Regions from separate parts of the Homo sapiens genome. Here region 1 is linked to region 2. The links are chromatin loops, found by intact Hi-C in ENCODE. Cell type or tissue: heart left ventricle. All regions are shown on one strand.

What was found. Hi-C counts contacts between places; a loop is a spot of excess contacts. Peaks named below come from ENCODE experiments on the same cell type or tissue, not always from the same donor. Only the 100,000 strongest peaks of a DNase experiment are listed, where the experiment ranks them.
Region 1: it touches region 2 in a loop (2.2-fold over the local background); 2 of 110 quality-filtered maps call a loop at or near these places.

What each region holds. Positions count from the first base shown.
Region 1 is chr17:38,460,235-38,468,234 of GRCh38, forward strand. It overlaps ARHGAP23 (Rho GTPase activating protein 23), which reads left to right. Exons shown (of 24, transcript NM_001199417.2): 3 at 671-698; 4 at 2,612-2,707; 5 at 2,884-2,962; 6 at 3,094-3,148; 7 at 5,933-7,097. Among named protein-coding and RNA genes, the nearest start is that of ARHGAP23, 36 kb to the left of the region's middle. RefSeq lists enhancers at 112-740, 4,598-5,389 and a silencer at 3,294-3,588. In heart left ventricle, no CTCF peak of the experiment used is centred here; DNase peaks (open chromatin) are centred at 3,377, 4,257, 4,687, 5,327 and 1 weaker place; H3K4me3 peaks cover 2,365 bases; H3K27ac peaks cover 4,478 bases.
Region 2 is chr17:38,731,047-38,739,046 of GRCh38, forward strand. It overlaps CISD3 (CDGSH iron sulfur domain 3), which reads left to right. Exons shown (of 4, transcript NM_001136498.2): 3 at 274-393; 4 at 2,230-4,559. The coding sequence ends at 2,409. PCGF2 (polycomb group ring finger 2) reads right to left here. Exons shown (of 11, transcript NM_007144.3): 7 at 7,707-7,815; 8 at 7,495-7,549; 9 at 7,307-7,402; 10 at 5,044-5,124; 11 at 2,852-4,554. The coding sequence ends at 4,177. It also overlaps the pseudogene RNA5SP440. Among named protein-coding and RNA genes, the nearest start is that of CISD3, 4.7 kb to the left of the region's middle. RefSeq lists enhancers at 91-628, 3,877-4,404. In heart left ventricle, CTCF peaks have their summits at 2,965 (motif pointing right) and 4,222 (motif pointing left); a DNase peak (open chromatin) is centred at 4,235; H3K4me3 peaks cover 1,005 bases; H3K27ac peaks cover 1,796 bases.

The DNA.
Region 1 (8,000 bases), 270 kb before region 2:
TCTCCCCTAACTCTCATTTTCACCTCCACTCTCTCTCACAGAAGAACTTCCATTGGCTCCCTCTTTCTGTCCTGTAAGCCTGAGTGCTTTAGCCTGAGTATTGTCACTTGCTGTTGTTGACTTTCTCCTTTAACTCAGCGATTCAGCCCCTGGTGTGCTGTGAGCGCTTATCCCTGCCAGCCAGCGTCTGCACACCCCGCCTCCCTTGTCCACAGTGCCTTCTACCCGCCACCCTCAGATGTCTTTTGAGTCCCCTCCCCAGGAGGACTCTAATCAGTCCTCCCCTTGGTATTCCCTGGAGCTGATAGCTGTAGTTTGCGCTTGTCACGTGCCTATCTGTGACTGCCCGCGTCTTCTGTGTGTGTGAGCCTGTGTGATGCCTCCCTCGTTGGGCTGGGAGCTCCCCCAGGGAAGGGGTCTTGGGTCACTTGTTGGATTGCGGGTTCCCTGATGGTTAGGGTGTTGAGGCGATGGGAGCACATGTCACTGGGGAACTTGGCCTCGGACTTGGTGCCCCTCGGACACCCCTCCCGCACCCTCCCCTGCTGGGCTACTTGGGAGGAGATAAGGGGTGGCGGGAACCTGAAGGGGCCCTGCCCACTGGAGCTGGGCCACCCCTGGCTGCTGAGGGCTGGACTGACGCCCACACCCACTCCTCTGTTCCCTGCAGGAGGAAGAGAATGGAGGCCGTGGAGGAGGTAAGGGAGGACTGGCGGGCGCTGGACCTGCACGGGACTCCTCTTCCAGCTCCTGTCTCTCCCTGTCCTCCCCTAAGACTGCCTGTCCTTTTCTGTGCCCCCCTCCCTTGACTCCTGTTCCTGCCTTTGCTCCTGTCTGTGCCCCTGGTCTGGCCCCCTCTGGGCACCTCCTCCTCACTCTCTCTGTCCTCCCCCTTTCTTTTCGCACATTTGTCTCCCTTGGGCATTTCCTCCACAGAAGTTTGCTGAGCTCGGCACACTGTGGGCGGCACTCTGGGGCGCAGATGGGTGTCTGCCACCTGGCCCCTGCCCTCAAGCTGCTCCCAGCCTAGAACAAGGCAGGGCAGGGCTGCAGGGCCTGGGGGCTGGTGGTGGGAGCGCTGAGCAAAGGCTGTCCTTGGAGGCGGAGACAGTGGAGTCCTGGTGGAAGTCAGGGATCCCCCAAGGTCTTTCTCTCATATGATGTGAGCCTGACTCCCCTTGCTGTGGCTCTTGCTCCCCAGAGGCCCCTGGTGGACACCCAGGCCCCCAGGTTATTCAAGGCAGAGTGCCTTCTCTGGCAGCCTTCCTGCTCTGCCACTGGGGCTTTCGCTGGGCAGCCATAGGACACTCCTGCATCCCCATCCAGAGGCCGTGATGAGGGAGGAGCCCGCTGACCTAGAGCGGCCCATTTCTCTGTTAGCTTAGAGTTAGCAGCACTTAGGAGCAGAGAAACTTTGTTGGGGTGCAATGCGATTTGTGCCCACCCTAGGGGCCTCGGACCTCTGCTTGGAGTCCCTTGAGCCTGGGGAAGGGAGGAGGTGGGGGATGTGAGTATTAGGTGTCTTGCTGGGTCTGCGGGAGTGGGCATCCCTGTGAGGAGGGCGTCTGACTCTGCCACATGTCTTCAGAACTGTTATGGCCTCTTGTATGGCGCCCTTTCCTCTGTCTCGTGACTTGTGTGTGCTGCACATGTGTGTGTGAGAATCTGCCTCCCCCACTGGACAGGGAGCTCTGGAAGGACAAGGGCTGTGCTTGTTCATCCTTTTTTTTTCTTTTGAGATGGAGTCTTGCTCTGTCACCCAGGCTGGAGTGCAGTGGTGCTATCCGGGCTCACTGCAACCTCCACCTCCCGGGTTCAAGCAATTCTTCTGCCTCAGCCTCCTGAGTAGCTGGGATTACAGGTGCCCGCCACCGCGCCCGGCTAATTTTTTTATTTTTTAGTAGAGACAGGGTTTCACCATGTTGGCCAGGCTGGTCTTGAACTCCTGACCTCATGATCTGTCTCGGCCTCCCAAAGTGCTGGGATTACAGGCGTGAACCACCGCACCCGGCCTTTTTTTTTTTTTTTTTTTTTTTTGAGACAGTGTCTTACTTTGTCACCCAGGCTGGAGTGCAGTGGCACAATCCCGGCTTACCACAACCTCTGCCTCCCAGGTTCAAGTGTTTCTCCTGCCTCAGCCTCCTGAGTAGCTGGGATTACAGGCATGCGTGCCACCACACACAGCTAATTTTTGTATTTTTAGTAGAGACAGAGATTCACCATATTGGCCAGGCTGGTCTCGAACTCCTGACCTCAAGTGATCCACCCGCCTTGGCCTCCCAAAGTACTGGGATTACAGGCGTGAGCTACCATGCCTGGCCTGTTCATCCTTTTTAGTGTAGTTTTTAGCACATGAAGAGGACACAGGAGGTGTTTACGGAGTGACTCTTTGTATGTCCCCATAGGTTTTCTTTCTCCCAGGTCTGTGTCCTCCTGTTGGGTTCTGTGCCTCCATGGACCTGTCCAGTGTCCTCGTGGATGTTTGAGCCTGTGCATGTTTGTGACCGGACGAGTGCAATCATTCTCTGAGTGTGTGTCCCCTGTGTGTGTAGCTGTGCATGGGTGTGACCTTCCCCAGCCACCCCCAGCTAACCTGGCTGATGCCCACTAGGACCCTCCCCCCGGTACCGCCTGGAGCCCATGGACACCATCTTTGTCAAGAATGTGAAGGAAGACGGCCCTGCCCATAGGGCGGGGCTTCGCACAGGTGAGCTGGCCCAGTTACCTGGGCTCTACTTTCTACCTTCTGGCTAGGATTTTATTCTCAGATCCAGGTGTTGGGGAGGCTCCTGTCCCCACAGTGTTAGCCATGCCTGGTACAGGGGTTCTCAGATGGGGCCTTTGATGCCCTTTGGTCACCACTCATGCGCTCCTTGTCCCCAGGAGACCGGCTGGTAAAGGTGAATGGGGAAAGCGTCATTGGGAAGACCTACTCTCAGGTCATAGCTCTGATCCAGAATAGGTGAGTGTCCCTGACCCCTCGTCCCATATTATCTCCCCTCCCCTTTGCCCTGGGGATGCCCTGGAGACCAGGATCCCTTCCTCCTGGACCCTGTTCCTTGACCCAGCCTGACGTTCTGCCTGTCTCTGTAGTGATGACACTCTGGAGCTGTCTATCATGCCCAAGGACGAGGACATCCTCCAGCTGGTGAGTCCAGCCCCTGTGGCCTGAGAGGAGACCCCTGAGCCCTGGGGCAGCACCGGCTCCCCTGGGAGGCAGAGAAGGAAGTGTTTGGAGGGCACAGGCCGACATTGCCCAGTTGGGGATGCCAGGCCCCTCCCTGGGCTGGGGCTGGTTGTTGCTTCATTCGGAGCTGCTCTGTGCTGGGGGAGCGGGAGACCTGGCCTTGGCAGGCAGGATTCCTGCCAGGGTATCTGGAAGGAGGGTGGCCCAGCAGGCTCTGCCAGCCTGGCACGTTCTTGTCAGCTCCTAGGAGAGATGCCTCTTCCCTGCACCCCCTCCCTGTCTGGCCCTGAGTGAGGGTGTCTCTGGTGGGTGTGTCCACACAGGCACCGAGCACACATCGAACACTGCTCAGCACACTGCACCCCACCCACCGTCATGTGCACCACACAGTACCCGAGCAGTACACAGCCACACAGCACAGCCCCACAGTCCCACCCTCTGTATAGCACGAAGCACACCACAACACACATGCAGCACCAGGCACGTGCCGCAATACAGACAACCACACAAGCACCCACTGCCACAGTTCACCCTCATACAGCGAAGTGCACCACAACACACACCCACAAACATTAAAACACGACACACTCACCAGCCCCTTGGCTCCCTGCAGTACAAACAGCATAGTACCTTGCACACTCGGACCTCCACAACTACACACCCACGCCGCACTATCACAACATGTATGCTCGCAAACACCGCGGCATCCTCCTGCCCATCTCAGCACGTGCGCCCACCCGTGTCACAGGACTCCAAATTTATACATTCGACACCTCAGCATACCTAGAAGACAGCATCCAGCCTGCCACACAGAGAGCGTGGCCCAGACACTGCACGAAGCAGGCCCTGCACTCCCAAGCATACCCTTCCACACACACACACACACACTCACACTCACACACTGCCTCTTTGTGCCTGGAGCCCCGGCGGTCCGCTTTGCCCAGTGCCCACCTCCCTGGTCTCATGGGTCCCAGCCAGATGGCGGCTTACTTGCCCCTGAGGTCACTGTCCCTGGGGAGGCCCTGGGAGCCGCTGTGCTGGCTTCTGCCTTGGACGCACTCTCCTAATCACTGTAATCACAGTGCCATGCCTGGCATGATGCCCTTCTGGAAACCTCCACCCCTGACCTCGATTGTCCCCTTGCTCTTCCTGGGGAGAGGGAGGAAGGAGGGGGGGATCTGAGGTGGACTGCTTACCCCAAGTCTCAAGGCCCTGCCTGTACAGCTCCCCCAGGCTGAGGCGAGGCCAGCTATGGGGCAGTGACAGGGTGGGACCCTAGGGTGTCCCCCACTCTCTCCAGTTGGCAGGGGCAAGGAGTGGGAAGGGCAGTAGCCTCAAGTTCTGCTGCCCAGGCTGGGGTGGGCTGGCAGCGCCAGATGACAGCATCTGGGGGCCTCCACTGGCCCCCGCATCTCTGCCAGCCGGAGGGTGGGGCCCAGGCATTCCTGTGGTTGGAAGCCAAGGCTGGAGGCCAATCGGGCCTCGGCAGCTGCTGACGCCACCACCGACGCGGCGAGGCCCCTCCACACCCATCCTCTCCTCCCTCCTCCTCCCGCCAGCCAGCCGAGAGAGAGTCGGGTGGGGGTGAGGGGGAGCCGCAGGGAGGGCAGACGGAGGGGGACCGGAGGCCCTGGCCAGGGCAACACAGTGGTCAGTGGCGGGGTTAGCCGGAGCTGGGGGTGGGCGGAGGCGGGCTGGGATGCTGCCGCCGCCGTGATGATGCCGGGAGCCTGGGGAGACGGCGGGATGGCAGGAGGGAGAGGTATGTGTGTGCCGGCCCTGTGCCAGCTGGAGGGGGCTGAGTGTGCGGGGGTGTGGTTTAGCTTGTCCTCATCACATGATGTTTGTGCCTGGGACTGGAGGTGTAGTTATTTGTGTGTGTTTCATTGTGTTCTACTGTGTGTGTGTGTGTCTCTGGGTGTGTATCTTCCAGTGTCTCCTTGTAGTGTGGTGTGTGTGTGTGTTTGGTTTCACCCTCCCACCCTTTGGTTCTTTGCCTTGAGTTAGGCTCCTGGGCAGCTCAGCAGGGGCCAGGCTGGGCCCAGGCCACAAGGCCGCTGTCCCTGGGAGCTGACTCCTTTTTTGGCTGGGCCTGGGCGCTGGCCCTGTCACTCCTTAGCAATGCAGCGTCAGCCTCAGCTCCCAGTGCCAAATTCCAGGCCCAGGGGTGGCAGAAGGTGGCTCAAGTCCCCTCCTTCAAGCCTGGCAGGAGGTGGGCAAACTCCTTCTCACCCCTGTGGCTCAGGAGCCAGCTCCCCATTCCCGGGGATGGAGGGACAGCTGGGCTCTGCCAGCCTCTGCCCCACCCAGACACACCCCTAGCCGGCTTTCTTCTCTCATCTGCCACCTTGACTGGTCTCGGTGGGGTTTTCCGGCTCCACCCGAGGAGCTTTGGGCATTGGTGGACATAAGGGGGCAGGCAGGCGGTGGAGGCCAGGACTGGGGGAGGACCCCAGGAAACAGATGCTGGAATGTTTGTGGCTAGGGCAGTCCTTGTCACAGTCTTAGCGAAATCCCACTTTTGCTGGAGTTTGCCTGCGTCTCAAAGGCTTCTTGCTTCTTCTTTGTTCTCTCCCTGGACCTGCCCTTCCACCCCCACCCACTTATGCCTCTCCCTCGTTCCCCCCACCGCTTGGTCCTCTCCCTTCATTTCCCTCCTGGGCTCCTTGACCTCCTCGGGCTGCCGTTCCCCTACCCTGTGGGACTTGTCTGGCCCTGCTTACCTGTCTCTGTGTCTCTGGCCAGGCCTACTCCCAGGATGCCTACCTGAAAGGGAACGAGCCGTATTCTGGAGAGGCCCGCAGCATCCCAGAGCCACCCCCGATCTGCTACCCCCGCAAGACCTACGCCCCTCCTGCCCGGGCCTCCACCAGGGCCACTATGGTGCCTGAGCCCACCTCAGCACTGCCCAGTGACCCCCGGAGTCCTGCTGCCTGGAGTGACCCGGGGCTCCGTGTGCCACCTGCTGCCCGTGCCCACCTGGACAACTCTTCCTTGGGGATGAGCCAGCCCCGCCCCAGCCCTGGTGCCTTCCCCCACCTCTCCTCGGAGCCCCGGACGCCCCGTGCCTTCCCAGAGCCTGGCAGCCGGGTGCCCCCCAGCAGACTGGAGTGCCAGCAGGCCTTGTCACACTGGCTGTCAAACCAGGTACCCCGCCGGGCGGGGGAGAGACGGTGCCCAGCCATGGCCCCCCGGGCCCGCAGCGCCTCCCAGGACCGGTTGGAGGAGGTGGCTGCCCCCCGCCCGTGGCCCTGCTCCACCTCCCAGGATGCTTTGAGCCAGCTGGGCCAGGAGGGCTGGCACCGAGCTCGCTCAGATGACTACTTGAGCCGGGCCACCCGTTCTGCCGAGGCACTGGGGCCAGGGGCACTGGTGTCACCCCGCTTTGAGCGGTGTGGCTGGGCTTCCCAGCGTTCGTCTGCCCGCACCCCCGCCTGCCCAACTCGGGACCTGCCAGGGCCCCAGGCCCCACCCCCGTCTGGCCTGCAGGGCCTGGATGACCTCGGGTACATCGGCTACCGGAGCTACAGCCCATCATTCCAGCGCCGGACCGGCCTCCTCCATGCGCTCTCCTTCCGGGACTCACCCTTTGGGGGGCTGCCTACCTTCAACCTGGCCCAGTCCCCTGCGTCATTCCCACCAGAGGCCTCCGAGCCACCCAGGGTTGTACGGCCGGAACCCAGCACCCGGGCCCTGGAGCCTCCTGCGGAGGATCGCGGCGATGAGGTGGTCCTGAGGCAGAAGCCCCCGACGGGCCGCAAGGTTCAGCTGACCCCCGCAAGACAGATGAACCTTGGATTTGGTGACGAGTCCCCAGAGCCAGAGGCCAGTGGGCGAGGGGAACGCCTGGGCAGGAAGGTGGCCCCTTTGGCCACCACCGAAGACTCTCTGGCTTCCATCCCCTTTATTGGTGAGTGATGGTACATGTGGCTGTCCTGGGGGACTTAGCTGTCGGCTGTCTGTGTCCTGCTGTACCCCATCTGCCTGTCTGCCATGGGCAGAATTCGGCTGGGTGCTGGTGGGATCATCTTGTTTCTCTGTCAATTCATTCATCTGTTCATCCATCCATCCATCTGTTCTTCCATCTTTCTTTCTGTTCTCTGTCATCCTTTCTTCCATCCTACCTCTCATTCATTTATCCTTTCAGCATCTTTCCACGCACTCTTTCTTTTTTCCCTCTCCCCATCCATCCATCCATCCATCATCTGTTCTTCCTTCCTTCTTTCCTTCCTCTCTCCCTCCTTTGTTCATTCATTTGTTCCATCCATTCATCCATCTATCCATCCATCTATTCTTCCTTCTTTCCTTCCTCTCTCCCTCCTTCTTTTGTTCATTCATTTGTTCCATCCTTTCTTCCACCCATTCATCCATCTTTCTTTCCTTTGACTCTTCCTTCCATTCTCCCATTCTTCCTTCCATCTTCCCTTTGTATCTTTCCCTCTTTGTCCTTTCCATCCACCCTCCATCCCTCCATCGACTCAACAGATATTTGTGTCAGGCCCTGTGCATGGCTCCATGCTCTCCTGGACTGGATGGCCCAGCAGAGGGTGTTGGACATGCAGGGACAATCCATTGGGATGGGCGTGTCGTGGGACAGGGAGCTTGAGGAGACGGGCTCAGAGAAGGGCTATGGTGAGAATCTTGGAGAAAGAACATTTGGGCTAAGACTTGAAGGATGAGAAGGAGTTTATCAGGGGAAGAATATTCAAGGAGAGGGAATAGAATATGCAAAGACCCTGAAGGGAGAGAGGCAGGACCCCCTTCCAGGTTGTGAGGACCCTTTCAGGCCCAAGGGTCTCATTAGTCACTGGGG
Region 2 (8,000 bases):
GCCTTCCCTAGCACGCAGGTGGGAGCCAGCGTTTGAGGGAAGGCAGCTGGACCCTGAAACCTGAGTGCCTGCATGGCTTTGAAATCTCCCTGTCCAAAGCTCACGGTCCTATGGTGTCCTGGGGAACGGTCTTGTTGGGTGGCATCAGATCAGCCTCTTGTAGAGGAAACCTGCCACACACACAGGCCAGTGGGAAACTAGGAAGGGTCGCAGGCCGGACGGTGCTTCCAGGGCTTGAGCTAACCCTGAGCCCCTCATCTTCCCTGGCCACAGGCCCAGTGGTTCCCTAGAACCCCAGCCAGGTCCGTGGTGGCCCTGAAGACCCCCATCAAGGTGGAGCTGGTGGCAGGGAAAACCTACAGGTGGTGTGTGTGTGGCCGCAGCAAGAAGCAGGTGAGACCCCTGTCTGCCTTCCTACTGATACCTCTGGCTAGGAACAGCCTGGTGTCTCCAGTGAGTTCCCACCCAGGATGATCTTATTCTTCCCACACATACCTGAGGGACACCAAGGGGGCTTGGGAACAAAAGGCCAGTGCCACCAGCAACCTTAAGCTCACTGCATCTACCCCTTGCAATGAAGCCAGAGAGACAGAAACTCAGTCACGCAGCCAGCCTGGTGTGGCCAGGCTTCCAGTGGGCTCTTCTGGAGCTGTTTGTTTCTCAGAGGTGCACTGCATGGCGAAGCTCACCTGGCCCTTCCCTGTCTCCTTCCAGGAAGCGCCTGGGCCACAGATTCCCAGGCCTTGAACCCCAAAAGCCTACAGCACCTGGTATTTCCTGGCGGTCTTCCATCCAAGTACTAACCAGGCCTGACCCTGCTTAGCTTCCGAGATCAGATGAGATTGGGCGCATTCAGGGTGGTATGGCCATAGACACATTGGGAAGAGATTCTGCTCAGGCTCTCCTGCCTCCAAAGCCTCCCAGCCTTCCCCTGTGCCCCTCTCTACTCTTCTTCCAGAAAACTCTTCCTTCTCAGTTTATGGGACTTCCTGGCCGCTTGCCACAGTTTGCTGTCTTCTCAGCTTCACTGCCTGCCCCACTTGCTTCCCCTTCTGCCCAGGAGCCTTTCGTCCCAGCAGGAACCTGCCCATATTGTTTGCCTCCCTGGCCCCTTTCCTTCCTGAGCAGAGCTCTGACTGGTATTCCTTCAAGCTATGTGGCATGGTGTCAGCAGCCCAGGGTCCTTGAGTCCCACTTAGGTCCATGCACCTCAAGCCCTCTAAGACAAGTTGCTGGTTTCTATTTGCACGCTTCTCTCATCTCCTTTCCATCCCACCCTAACTCCAATGTCAAGAGGCCTTGGTTCAGCCAGGCGAGGTGGCTCACCTGTAATCCCAGCACTTTGCGAGGCCAAGGCAGGAGGCTCTTTTGAGTCCAGGAGTTCAAGAACAGTCTGGGCAACAAAGTTGAGACCCCGCTTCTACAAATGCCTCTACCCCCACCAAAGACTAGCATGGAGGCAGGCCTGTGTTCCCAGCCATACTGGAGGCTGAGGAAGGAGGACCGCTTGACCCCAGGAGGTTGAGGCTACAGTGAGCCGTGTTTGCATCACTGCACTCCAGCCTGGGCAACAGAGTGAGACCCTGTCAAAAAAAAAGGCCTTGGCACCAGCTCTGCCTTCAGCTAGCAAGGCATGTCACCTTTCTGGGCCTGTTTCCATTACCCAGTCTCTGCTTGAGCGGCTTCTGGGATGGGGAGTACACTTCTGTGCCAGCCAGCCAGTTTGCTATGGGGCATCCCCTCCTCCTTGTAACCTTCACTCCCTGTCACGTGCCCAGTTATTCCCTGGAGCCAAACAAAATTGCTACCACAGTGTACTCTCCAGCCCAAAGAAGTTTTAACCCAGGAACATGGGAAGTAAATGAATTTCATGATCCAGTGGAGACTCAGAGACACACACACACACACACACACACACACACTCACACTCTATTAGTGTCCTGGCCCTCTGGGTGTCCCAGAGACTAATGCTATAAAGACTCTGTAAATACTTACCAGACACTTACTATAGGCAAAGTGCATCACGATCATATTTTATTTCCTCATACAACTCTACTCTTATCACCCCCACATTACAGATAAGAGAGGTCACTCAGTGAGCCTTGGCAGTCTTGCTCTGGAGCCTGTACCCTAACCACTGTGCTCCACTCCCCCTGAGCTCCTGCAGCCTGCCCTGCCCTGCCCCAGCAGGTGGGGTCAGGTCTTTGACTCCTGTCTTTCCCCCACCAGCCCTTCTGTGACGGCTCCCACTTCTTCCAACGCACTGGCCTATCTCCACTCAAGTTCAAGGCCCAAGAGACCCGCATGGTGGCACTCTGTACCTGCAAGGCCACTCAGAGGCCCCCGTACTGCGATGGCACCCACAGGAGTGAGCGCGTGCAGAAGGCAGAAGTGGGCTCCCCACTCTGAGGGGGCTGCTGCTGTCCAGCCACAGGTGGCCTTGGCTCCAGGCCTCTGACAGGCACCCCCTTCTGTGGGAAAGGAAACAGGTGCTGAGCCCAAGAGACTCTGGTACCCACTGCTGGCTCATGAAGGAAGAATTATTCCTTATAACCTAAAAGTCTCCAGTCTGGGGCAGGCGGGAGTGGGCCCTGGTTCAATGTTTGCTGATGGGGAAGATGGCAAAAACAAGCCTGCCCAACCAGACTGGTAGTCCTGCAGTCACTGCTATGAGGCCCACGTGCTGCCTCCTGCTCCAGATTTTAACCTCTCTGTGGGCTGGGGGCACCTGACCAGCCACAGGAGAGGGCAGTTCAGATTCATTCTGTATGGGGTCCCCAAGCCAGGCTAAACCCAGAGATGAGAGGCACCCTTCCCTTCTTCCCTCCACCCCAAAGAACTACAGGCTCCAGAAAGTATGCAGCATTTATTACAAAGCCAAGAGATACAGATGTCCCAGGGCAAAGGAGGGTACAGTCACAGGACCTCAGACACAGGACAAGGTGCAAACACAGACAAGCCCATCAGGGGGCTCCCAACCCCACACACCTACGCTATGATGGAATCTCGAGTCTCGACTCCCGACTCCTCTCAGATCTATGCACACTTGAGGAAATCTCGGTGGGCAGCGACCTGCCAGGGTCTGTCCCTAAGGAGGTGGTCCGCTGACCTCTCAAGGGGTGGGGGTGGGGTCAGAGCTTACAGGTTTCTGTCTTCTTGTGCTTTTAGATGCAGTTGCTCTGTCCTGACCAGGTGACCGGGCCTCAGCTGGGGGTGGAGGGGCAATTGGAAGGCTGTTTGCCTCTGGCAAAGTCTGGGATCTGTGCTTGTGTGAGGTTAACCCACCCCCACTTCCACTCTAGGCCCCAGGTGAGACTCCACCACCAGTCCTGCTAGTGAGGGTTCCCCGGTGAGGGTAAGGTTGGTGGGGGTGCAGCGCTTCACAATGCTAAAGCCTTAGCCCTCCTCCAAGAGCTGAGACCTCTCAGGGCCTGAATCTTCTTTTCCACAAGATAAATGATGCAAAGGCCACACACACAGGAAAAAAAAAAAAAGAGGCAGAACTATCTATTCTTTGCACAAAGTTTCCACTGCAAGAGGAGGAGGTGATGCAGGTGCCACCTCCACCCTGCACTTGCTCCTCAGAACCAGGGATAAACTGCATTTGTAAAAGGCACTGTTCTTAGCAATTTCTGGACATTCAACAACGTGGGGGGCGGCCACTGGTCAGAGGCAGGACAGCAGCCAAGATGGGGAGAGAAACGGGGAGAGAAAGAAACGATTCTAACTGACTCCTATATGCAGCCAGTTGGAATCATGCCTAAAGCTTTGGGTCTGAAGGGGCCCCCAACACACCACCTGCCTTGGGAAACAGCGAGGATGGTGCAGAGCTTTATTGAGACTCCAGTGGCCCATCCAGTTCATCTCCAGGCACCCCCAAAAACAGCAAATTACACAAGACCCCCCCCAAAAAAAATGAACACCATTTTCCACACATACACACACACATAAAGTTTGTTTCCTGTGGCATTTAAATTAATCTGGTTGGTCCATAGAAAATAAGTATGTATATTTGGTTTTTCCTATGTACATATATATATATATTTATTTATAAAACCCGCCCCCCACCCCCAAGGTGGGAAGAGCTGGGGAAAGTAGAAGAGGTGGAAAAAAGGGCCCAGAAAAAGTGGAAGGAGTGGAGAGGCTTGGCTGGAAGAAGGGAGAGGGTCCCTGGCCTCAAGTTAAGGGGGGCACGGGAGCGCCGTTGACAGTCATCTTGCGCCCCCTGCTGGTGGAGGATGGTGTCTGCAGGCAGTTCAAGCTACCCCCGTTGGCAGCTGTGGTGGCCCCACTGGCTGTCGAAGGGGGAGTGGGGGAGGTAGGGTGGGTGGCTGGAGGCCCATGGGAACTGGGAGAGCCATGGGATGGGGTGGCTGGGCTGGGCAGGGAGGAGGAGGTGGCTGGCAGGGTGGCAGGGCTGGGAGCCTTGTCGCTGACTGACTCACACTCGGACGCCCCGCTGGTGTTGGTGCCCTCGGAGGGGGTGGGCACCGTGGCTAGGGTGAGCCGCTTGCAGGCTGGCTGGACACGGTACTTGAGGGGGAGAGGCCCGTTCTGCGGGGAGAGTGGGGAGGAGAGACACAGGGAAGGGGAAGGTATCAGGAGACAGAGTCCAACTAAAGGGCCACCATCTCCACCCCACAGTGTCCAAACTCGAAAAAAGGGATGGGATGGGGCCTTGGAGAGGAGAGAGACAAGGATACAGGGTGCATGAAGACCCAGAGAGGGAAAAGGTCTAAGAGCAGAGACTCCGTCAGAGAGGAGACGGGAGAGAGGGAGGCAAACACACGGCAGCTGCCAGCACCTATTTCTGCCCCCAAATCTGGGGACACCGTCTGCCCAGGGAGCCTTGTCTCCTGAGCGGAAAGTCATCCGCAAGAGATGGCCCAGAGGCTGACCTGCTGTAGCAAGCCACCCTGGACATGCAGCTCATGGGATAAGGGACAGACTGTCTCTGATTACAGAAGGGTGGCCCATGTGGCCACAGACCTATGCCAGACCCTGTGGGAGTCTGCTCCCTGCCCGCCCCACTCGCTGGCTCACCCGCCGCCAGGGGTAGATGTAGGCGATGTCCATGAGGGTGTAGTATTCCTTCAGTGGCTCGTCCTCGTACAGAACCTCCACCTGGGGGAGGGAAGCGGAGGACACCATGACCCTGGCCAGCTCGGGGCTCCAGGCTGGGAATGTGGGGGACTGGGAGGCGGGGCAATGGGAAGGGTGGATTTACAGATGGTCCCTTATTTCTCTGGGATTTCACTGTGGATTTGACTTCCCTGTCAGAGTTGTTCCAACATAACTCCTGACCACCAGGCAGGAAGGGTTCCAGAGAAGTTTCCCCTATTGTTAGCAGCCTCTGGTCCCACCATGCACACAGCTGTCTGGGTCTCCTATCTCTGGCAGGTCGCCCAGAGGAGCTGAAAAGGCTCAGGGGGATCTCCTGGAACTCTGGCTCTCACCCCCAGCTGCAAAATGGAATCACCCAGGGAGCTTTAAAAAACACCAATGTGGCCGGGTGCGGTGGCTCATGCCTGTAATCCCAGCACTTTGGGAGGCCAAGGCGGGCGGATCACAAGGTCAGGAGATCGAGACCATCCTGGCTAACGTGGTGAAACCCCGTCTCTACTAAAAATACAAAAAATTAGCTGGGCGTGGTGGCGGGTGTCTGTAGTCCCAGCTACTCGGGAGGCTGAGGCAGGAGAATGGCGTGAACCCGGGAGGCGGAGCTTGCAGTGAGCGGAGATAGTGCCCCTGAACTCCAGCCTGGGCGACAGAGCGAGACTCCGTCTCAAAAAAAACAAAACAAAACAAAAAACAAACACCAATGCCTAGGCCAAGTGCGGTGGCTCAAGCCTATAATCCCAGAGCTTTGGGAGGCCGAGAATTCAAGACCAGCCAAACCAACATGGAGAAACCCCGTCTCTACTAAAAAAACAGAATTAGCCGGGTGTGGTGCCACATGCCTGTATCCCAGCTACTCGGGAGGCTAAGGTGGGAGAATCGCTTGAGCCCGGGGGGTCAGCAGAGGTTGCGGTGAGCCAAGATCCTGCCATTGCACTCCAGCCTGGGCAACAAGAGCAAGACTCTGTCTCAAAAAACAAACAAACAAACAAAAAACCAAAAACCCACCAATGCCTGGCTAGGTGCGGTGGCTCACACCTGTAATCCCAGAGCTTTGGGAGGCTGAAGCGGGTGGGTCACTTGAGGCCAGGAGTTGGAGACCAGCCTGGCCAACATGGTGAAACCCTGTCTATACTGAAAGTACAAAAATTAGCCACGTGTGGTGGCATGTACCTGTAGTCCCAGCTACTTGGGAGGCTGAGGCACAAGAATCACTTTAAACCAGGAGGTGGAGATTGCAGTGAGCCAAGATGATGCCACTGCACTCCAGCCTGCGTGACAAAGGGGAAACAAAAAAAGCAAAAACAAAAAATCAATGCCTGCATCTTACCCCCAGAAATTCTGACTTAACTGGTAAGATGTGAGTTAACTCATGAGATTTAACAGGCAACAGTTTAGGATCCACTGTCCTAGAGTGTGATCCATGGACCTTCAGTACCTAGGAGCTTGTTAGAAATATGGAATCTGGCCGGGTGCCGTGGCTCATGCCTGTAATCCCAGCACTTTGGGAGGCCAAGGTGGGGTGGATCACGAGGTCAGGAGTTTAAGACCAGCCTGGCCAACATGGTGAAACCCTGTCTCTACTAAAACTACAAAAATTAGCCAGGTGTGGTGGCAGGCGCCTGTAATCCCAGCTACTCGGGAGGCTGAGGCAGGAGAATCGCTTGAATCCGGTAGGCGGAGGTTGCAGTGAGCCGAGATCGCTCCACTGCACTCTAGCCTGGTGACAGAGCAAGACTCCATCTCAAAAAAAAAAAAAAAAAAGGAAATATGGAATCTACTAAATAAATCAGAATCTGCATTTTAACAAGATCTCCAGGGGACACATATACATTCAAGCTTGAAAAGCTATGTCCTGGAGCTCCGTTGGAATTTCAGACTAGCCTTCCCACAGCCAACCAGCCTGAGGAGGCCCTGCGTTTTTTGCACTCACCTCTGCCACAGTTCCGAGTGTGCAACATGCACACATACACACCGTCTTGGTCCCATGCACCACTGCACACTGACTTCAACACCCCTAGACTGCCCCCAATCTTGGTTTCAACCACCCTTCTGTTAACGCATGGGCTCAGTTAACCGCGCAAGCCCTGGGTGACACCTAGCCAGCTCTGACCAATGGCTGGGCTGCACAGACTGTCTGACACACCCATACACAGACACTCATTTTTTGAAAGGCCCAGGGACCCACCTTGTACTTGCTGGGCACATCCATCTTGTTGCGGAGAAACTTGGCAAGATGCATGACGGTCATGGCTGCTGGGCATCGCAGGAAGCGCACCCCTGTCTGCTGGGGCACAGGCACCCATGGTAGGGGATCCACCCCAGGCCACTCCCTCCCAGCCCACATTCCAGTCCTGGGCAGGCCCCAGCACTCACTTTCTCTTTGTCCCCATCCCCATTCTCCAGGGGGCCCTTCTTCTCGTCCCGGTCCCTGGGGACGGAGAAAGAATGAAGCTAGGAAGACCCAGGAAGAACCAGGAGACCCAGGAGGATGATCCCTCAATGGACACATCCAGAGAGGGTCCTGGGTGGGAGAAGGGGTTACCCAGACTAGGAACCCAGAAGGGGCCAGCCTGGGCCAGACTTGCCTGGCACCTTCGTAGAATTCGATGGAGAGGCTGACAATCTCATCATCACTCAGAGCCCCCTTCTCCTGCTCCAAGACCTCGCCGCGGTCCTCATTGGAGCCGTTGGGGACTGCAGAAGGAAAGAGCTCTCGGGTTGGCGGAGGATGTAGGAAGGGAGCCCGCCAAGGACCCAGAGATCATGAACTCAGCCAGGTGAGCCCAGCCACCTTCTGGAGAGGTGTGCGCGGAGGAGGTCAGAGGGTGAGGGGTAGCGCTACACACCTACATGGTCCCAGGCAAGACTGTGCACACACA